2 separate regions of the Homo sapiens genome follow, and region 2 is linked to region 1. The links are chromatin contacts, found by Hi-C or POLR2A ChIA-PET in ENCODE. All regions are on one chromosome and are shown on one strand. The core of a region is the stretch at or near the end of the contact, and the rest is flanking DNA. Distances in the headings are between cores, read along the strand shown. Region 1 overlaps GPR176 (G protein-coupled receptor 176). Region 2 overlaps BUB1B (BUB1 mitotic checkpoint serine/threonine kinase B).

Evidence for each region. A loop is a pair of places that touch in the nucleus more often than their neighbours do. ChIA-PET counts read pairs that join two places held with the same protein, here RNA polymerase II (POLR2A).
Region 2: a map of heart right ventricle shows a loop between it and region 1 (4-fold over the local background). The contact joins two enhancer-like sites. A Hi-C loop is called at or near these places in 1 of 168 maps with a recorded cell type or tissue (heart right ventricle). POLR2A ChIA-PET finds 5 or more read pairs at or near these places in 2 of 52 experiments (H1 and activated T-cell).

Annotation. Positions count from the first base shown.
Region 1 is chr15:39,886,059-39,890,146 of GRCh38, forward strand. All of the region lies in intron 1 of GPR176 (G protein-coupled receptor 176), which reads right to left. Among named protein-coding and RNA genes, the nearest start is that of GPR176, 32 kb to the right of the region's middle. RefSeq lists enhancers at 1-75, 76-607, 1,140-1,670. Within about 2 kb of position 1,938, at least 2 of the 41 ENCODE cell types and tissues checked have a DNase peak (open chromatin) inside an H3K27ac peak, as active enhancers do.
Region 2 is chr15:40,189,258-40,192,939 of GRCh38, forward strand. All of the region lies in intron 8 of BUB1B (BUB1 mitotic checkpoint serine/threonine kinase B), which reads left to right. All of the region lies in intron 1 of LOC107984763 (a long non-coding RNA gene), which reads right to left. Among named protein-coding and RNA genes, the nearest start is that of BUB1B-PAK6, 26 kb to the right of the region's middle. RefSeq lists a silencer at 1,417-1,617. Within about 2 kb of position 1,519, at least 2 of the 41 ENCODE cell types and tissues checked have a DNase peak (open chromatin) inside an H3K27ac peak, as active enhancers do.

The DNA.
Region 1 (4,088 bases), core at 688-3,187:
CCTCGTCTCTAATAAAAATACAAAATTAGCCAGGCATGGTGGCGGGCGCCTGTAATCCCAGCTACTCGGGAGGCTGGGGCAGGAGAATCACTTGAACCCGGGAGTAGGAGGTTGCGGTGAGCCCAGATCGTGCCATTGCACTCCAGCCTGAGCAACAAGAGTGAAATTCTGTCTCAAAAAAAAAAAGAAAGAAAGAAATGGGAATATTAGACTTTGCCTACCAGGAACTGTAAGACTCAGCAGAGAATTTTACAGGTATACTTCCCTCCTGCTGAGTGTCAGCAGTAAGAAGGAAAGAACACCCACCTAGAAGCAGCACAACCTGGGGACTTGTTCCAGCCCTGACATGCTTGCACAAGTCACTTCATCCCCCACCCCCATCTTGATTTTCACATCTATAAAATTACAGCATTGGACCAAGTTAAGATATCTGTGTTGTTTTTCCCTCAACGGTGGGCCAAATGGTCTGAAACATCTAAGTGTGAAGCCTGAATGATCTCAAAAATTTTAATGAGTTGAGAGAATCCACACTTGGCACACGAATACTAATTAGAGTGACAAAGCTTGAGTCAAAGGCACAAAAAGTGCTTACTCACACTGATCTCCTTTGTAAATTATTATGCAAATGTTCCGGTTCCATAATATAACATTAGGAGAATTAAACTGTAACAGCTGAAAATGAAATGCCTGTAATTAATTATGTTCACCTTCAACTGTAATGACAGACCTGGGCCTGCTAATAGCAAGGTGTCACATAATAGTGATCCTTAAGAGGGGGCTTTGTCCTTACTGACCTACCAGATTGTGTGGGTATCCTAATTCCTAATTTAAATGGAAAAAGTATGCTACCAACCTTTCCCAGGCTTAACTCCAGCATCAAGCAGTCTGCATTTGTTCCAATGGGCCATACGTTGGGACCCCAAGGGAACACGAGGTTATTTCCTCTCTAATATTCTATGAGTCTAAACCAGTGATTCTCAAACTTTGATGTACCTATGAATTACCTGAGAAACATATTAAAAATGCAAATTCCTAAGCCTCACTCCAGAGGCTGTGGTTCAGTAGATTGGGAGTGCATCCCAGAAATGAATATTTTTAACAAGCACAGGAAGTGGTTCTGATGCAGGTAATCCAAAATCCATACTTGGAAACACACTGGCAACTCAAAAGTGGCTGGGTCCTAGAAGCAGAAAAAGGCCAGGGTTTTCCTTATTTGGTTAAAAACAGCACAGTCAAGAATTAAATTCCAAGCCAGCATAGTGCATATGTAAGTCCTTGCTAATGAGGAAGACTGAGGTGGCTCAGGCATAAATGGAACAATGCATATTTCCAGATCAACACAAAGAGGTGAATGGCCCACCACCCACATTTGCTGGAATGCCGCTGTGTAAAACAGCAGCATCATTCATCCAACAGGTGAGAAACAGCAGGGGCAAATGAATCATTCATCCAACAGGTGAAAAACAGCAAAGGCAGAGGCTCTGCAGAATCATGCAAACCTGACCAGGATTTATGCAGCATCCAACAGTTAATTTAAATTTAAAAAAAAAAAAAAAAAAGCTTGTCTCCTTTCTGCTTTTACTTGTCTAAAGCTTCTGGAATTTCCTGAGGACTTATTTTCCTAGAAGAAAATCTCACCCGCTCAAATCATACCACCTATTAGTAAGCCTGGCACAATGATTTTCAAGCGGAAAGATTCAAAGTTCTTTACTGAGAATCCTAAATCCTCTTCCAGAGGAGTATGTTGAAGGGTAGCTGAATATGCCATCCCAAAATATGCCACTTTGGCATAAGGATTATTTGGAGTTGAAGGCAACTGGGAAGATGCAGATATAAAAGAAGCTCTCTGCCATCCTCCTATCTGCAAAGGAGTCTAGGAAGGACAAAGGCTGATCACCAGCCTGGAGAGGGCACCAGAGGAATGAATCTACACAACAAACTTTCTAACTTAGCTTTATCTACCAGGAGTTTCCCATGTATTTTATTTGTCTTCCCACAGTTTGCCACGCCTAGAGACTCAAGGTCCTTTCCCTTTCTGCAGTCATTTATCTAAATATTTACTGTTCTTTGTTGAAAATGCTGTAAAGCCAGAGTACTAAGCCACCTCTTTGAGATCTATTCACTTCTCTGGTATCTCCCATATACATATAACACATATGTGTTAACTTCTTGCTTTTCTCTTGTTGGTTTTTTTGGGGGGTGAAGGGAATCTGCTTTTTATTTGTTTTTTTTGTTTGTTTGTTTGGAGACAAGGTCTCACCCTGTTGCTCAGGCTGGAGTGTAGCGACATGATCATAGCTCTCTGTATCCTTAAACTCCTGGGCTCAAGCAATCCTCTCACCTCAGTCCCCCAAGCAGCTAGGACTACAGGCACAGGCCATCACACTTGGCTAAGACTCTTGCTCTGTTGCCCAAGCTGTAGTGCCATGCTGTGATCATAACTCACCATAACCTCAAACTCCTGGCCTCAACTGATCCTCCTGCCTTGGACTTCCAAAGTGCTGGGATTACATGTTTGAGCCACCTTGCCCAGCTTATTCTTCTCCTCTTAATCTACCTTTTGTTACAAGGGTCCCAGCCCAGAATTCAGAAAGGTAAAGAGAACATTTTTTTTCTTCCCCTACAATGTGTAAATCATCTTTCTCTCCAGAGTTCTACCATCAGAGTAGCCTCATCAATCCCTTTCCTACCCATCTTGAGGATATGAACCTTCCCGATTCTTAGACACAATTTCCATTTCCAGAAGCTTATCCACTCCATAAGCTTCTAGCTGTGATAACTTTTAATGAGACAGGTAATTGTTTGCGATAAACAGTCACCTCCTCTGGGTTAGTTAGGGGACTGGAACTCCCAGCAAGACTCTTATCATCCCTGCTCTCCAATTTTCCCCCTTGAGGCACCAGCTATTTAAAAAGGAATCCAGGAAGGACAAAGGCTGATCACCAGAGATTACGTTAGAACCTTATCAGCCTGGAGAGGGCATCAGAGAATCTACACAACAAACTTTCTAACTAAGCTTTATCTACCATGAGTTTCCCATGTAAGATAAGCCAGTGCTCCTGACATTGCAAGGTTTAGATCTCTGTGACTCCAAGATGGAGACAATTCAGAGAGCAATTCTACCTCCTCCTCCATAATCCCTGCTTTACAACTAGGAAAACTAAAATAGGCCCATGCTATTTCCTTCATTTAATAAATTAAAGTATTGGCCGGCCACAGTGGTTTACGCCTGTAATCCCAACACTTTGGGAGGCTGAGGTGGGTGGATCACCTGAGGTTGGAAATTCGAGACCAGCCTGACTAACATGGAGAAACTTCATCTCTACTAAAAATATAAAAATAGCCAGGCATGGTGGCGCACACCTGTAATCCCAGCTACTTGGGGGAATGAGGCAGGAGAATCACTTGAACCCAGGAGGTGGAGGTTGCAGTGAGCTGAGATTGTGCCATTGCACTCCAGCCTGGGCAATAACAGCAAAATTCCATCTCAAAAATAAAATAAAATAAAATAAAATAAAATAAAATAAAATAAAATAAAATAAAATAAAATAAAACAAAACAAAACATTAAAGTGTTATGGGACCTTGACTCTAACTGTCCCAAATATGAGAACGCTAGGGTCCCAAGGAGGTGAAATTGCAAGTTTGTGAATACCTTCACTGGGACGCAAACTCCTTGGAGGTAAGGACTTTGTTTGGTTCCCTACTATATCCCTAGTACCTAGAGCAATGCTTGGCACATGGCAGGTGCTTAGTAAATATTTGTAGAATGAATGTATGCACAAAAGAAAACACAGAGAAAAGCTAGTCTCAGCATCTCCATAGCCTCTCTAAGCGCCAGATCTAAGGCACATCCCCTCAATTCTCCATCTACCCAAGGCCTATTGCAGAGGTGTTTTAGAGCCTATGTCCATATATCTGCCCAACTCCACTTCAGTGAGGTCACACTGGGAGTTTGAATGATGATATTTTCATCATGGCCAATTTCAAAATGATGAAAATTTTGATCATCATTTTCAATATGATGATATGAAAATATCACCACGCCTGGCTTTTTTTAGAGCCTACGAAAATCACAAACCACTACAA
Region 2 (3,682 bases), core at 269-2,768, 300 kb after region 1:
CAAGCATTTCTCCTGTCTCAGCCTTCTGAGTATCTGGGACTACAGGCATGTGCCACCACTCCTGGCTAACTTTTGTATTTTCAGTAAAGACAGGCTTTCACCACGTTGGCCAGGCTGGTCTCAAACTCCTGACCTCAAGTGGTCCGCCCACCTCGGCTTCCCAGACCGCTGGGATTATAGGCGTGAGCCACTGCGTCCAGGCAGTGTATGGTCTTTTCTAACTGGTTTCTTTCACTTAGGGTAGTGTTTTCAAGGTTCATCCACGTTGTGACATGTATCAGTACTTCATTATTTTTTATTGCCAAGTAGTATTCCGTTGTGTGGCTTCACAACATTTTATTTAACCATTCATCAGTTGATACAAATTTTAATTGTTTTCATTTTTTGGCTATTATGGATAATGCTGCTGTGAATACCGTGTATACATTTTTGTGTGGACATGTGTTTTCGTTTTTCTTGGCTGTATACCTAGGAGAGGAATTGCTGGATCGTGTGATTAACTCCATGTTTAATATTTTGAGGAACTGTCAAATTGTTTTCCAAAAAAGCTGTACCATTTTACCTTCTCACATTCCCCTAATGTACGAGTACTCCAATTCCTTCCCAACACTTGTTATTATGCTTTTTTGGTTATTGTCATTCTAACAGAGATGTGAAGTGGTATTTCGCTGGTTTTGATTTGCATTTTCCTGGTGACTAATGATGTTGAGCCTATTTTCATAGGTTTATTGGCCTTTTGTATATCTTCTTTGGAGAAATGACTGTTTAAATCCTTGGCCTATTTTTCCTTTGGATTACAGTAGTCCCTCCTTATCTGTAGGGGATACGTTCCAAGACTCCAGTGGATGCCCGAAACTTGATAGTACCAAACCATTTATATACTATGTTTTATCTTATACATGCACTGTGGCCATAACTTTTGCAGTTTGAGGTATGACAGCAAAACTAACTTTTTTTCCTTCTTCACAATTTCACTGATAGAAGATTCATTCTTACTGTAAATCTTATCAACTTCAGCATGTGATTTATTTTTTATTTTTATTTTATTTTTTTTAGTGAAAGTTGAGGCTGGGCATGGTGGCTGATGCCTTTAATCTCAGCACTTTGGCTCTGGGAGGCTGGGGCAGGAGGATTGCTTGAGACCAGGAGTTCAAGACCAGCCTGAGCAATATAGTGAGACCCCATCTCTACTAAAAATAAAAATACACTGGCTGGGCATAGTGGCACATGCCTATGGTTTCCGTTACTATGGAGGATGAGGTGGGAGGATTGTTTGTGCCCAGGAGTCTACGGCTGCAGTGAGCCAGGGTCACGCCACTGTACTCCACCCTAGGCAACAGATTCAGATCCTGTCTCTAAAAATAAAATAAAACAATAAAATAAAAGTTAAGAACTTTCACCTTTGGCATATCCAAATCATCAGCATCGCTACTCTTGTGCTTTGGGGCCATTATTAAGTATAATAAGGGTTACTTGAACACAAGAACTGCAATGCTGGGACAGCTGATCTGATACGAGTCAGCTGCTAAGTGACTAATATGTGGATGCTGAACAAAAGGATGATTCACATCCTAGGTGGAACAAAATGGGAATATATGGGATTTCATCAGGATAGTCAGAACGCCTTGTAATTTTTTTTTTTTTTTTTGAGACCGAGTCTCACTCTGTTGCCCATTCTGGAGTGCAGTAGTGCCATCGTGGCTCACTGCAACCTCAGCTTCCCGGGTTCAACCGATTCTTGTACCTCAGCCTCCCAAGTAGCTGAGATTACAGGCTTGTGCCATCACACCCAGGTAATTTTTGTGTTTTTAGTAGAGACGGGGTTTCGCCATATTGCCCAGGCTGGTCTCGAACTCTTGGGCTCAAGTGATCCACCCGACTCAGCATCCCAAAATGCTGGGATTACAGGCATGAGCCACTGCGCCTGGCCAGAATGACTTGTAATTTAAAACTGATGAATTATTTCTGGAATTTTTCACTTAATATTTTTGGACCACCATTGACCATAGATAACTGAAACTGCTGAAAATGAAACCATGAGTAAGGGGAAACTACTCTATTTGGTTTTTTATTGTTGAGTTTAAGAGTCTTTTATGTATTCTAGATACAACTTCTTTTCGGATACATGATTTGCAAATATTTTCTCCCATTCTGGGTTGTCATTTTATTTTCTCAATGATCTCTTTTGAAGACCAAAAGTTATTTAAAATTTTGATGAAATGCAATTTATCTGTTTTTTAAAATTTTGTCCCTGAGCTTTCACTGTCATATCTAAGAAGGCTCTGACTAATCCAAAGTCATGAAGATTTGCTTTTATACATTTTCTTCTAGGAGTTTTATAGTTTTAGCTCTTATATTTAGGTCTGTGATCCATTCTTAGCTAATTTTTGTGTATGGTATAAGGAAGGAGTCCAAATTCATTTTTCTTCATGTGGATATCCAGTGGTCCCAGCACCACTTGTTGAAGACTACTCTTTTGCTATTGAATGGTCTTGGCACTCTTGTTGAAATATCAGTTGACCAAAATGTATGAATTTATTTCTAGACTCTTAATTCTATTCCATTGATCTTTTTGTCTATCCTTATGTCAATACCACACAGTCTTTTTTTTTTCCCCTACACGATCTCGATTACTGCAGATTTGTAGTAACTTTTGAAATTGAGAAGGATGAATCCAACTTTGTTCCTCTTTTTAAAGATTGTTTTGACTATTCTGATTCTCTTGTAATTCCTTATACATTTTAAGATTAGCCTGTCAATTTCTGCAGAAAAGCCAGCTGGAATTTTGATAGTGATTCTGTTGAATCTGTAGGTTAATTTAATGATATTGACATCTTAAAAATATTAAGTCTTCTGGTCCATGAACATAGGATGTCTTTCCAGTTATGTATGTCTTTGAATTCTTTCAGTGTTTTGTAGGTTTCAGAATACAAGTTTTGCACTTCTTTTTCTTTAATTAATAGACTTTATTTTTTAGGGCAGTGTTAGCTTTGCAGAAAAATGGAGTAGAAAGTACAGAGAGTTCCCACATACTCCATCCCCACCCCTCAACCCTGTACACAGTTTTTCCTATTACTAACATCATGCATGAGTGTGGTACATTTGTTATAATTGATGAACCAATATTGATACATTATTATTGGTTAAAGTTCTTTGTTTACATTAGGATTCACTCTAATGTGTTTTACAGTTCTGTGTGTTTTAACAAATACATAATATTATCTATCCATCATTACGGTGTCATTCAGAATTGTTTCATTGTCCCAGAAATCCCCTTTGCTCCATTTGTTCATCCCTTTCTCTCTCTCCCCAAATCCCCTGTAACTATTGATCTTTTCATTGTCTTTATAGTTCTGCCCTTTCCAGAAAATCATGTAGCTGGAATCATAGTATATGTAGCCTTTTCAATCTGGCTCCTTCCACTTAACAATAAGGTTCCTCTGCATCTTCTTCTGACACAATACCTCATTTATAGTGCTGAATGATATTCCATTGTATAGATGTGCCACGATTTGTTTATCCATTCGCCCACAGGAGGTCATTTTGGTGACTTACAAGTTTTAGCAATTATGAATAAGGTTGCGGTAGACATTCATGTGCAGGTTTGTTTGTTTTAAATAGTCTTGTTCTTTCACCTACGCTGGAGTACAGTAGCATGATCCTGGCTCACTGCAGTCCTGAC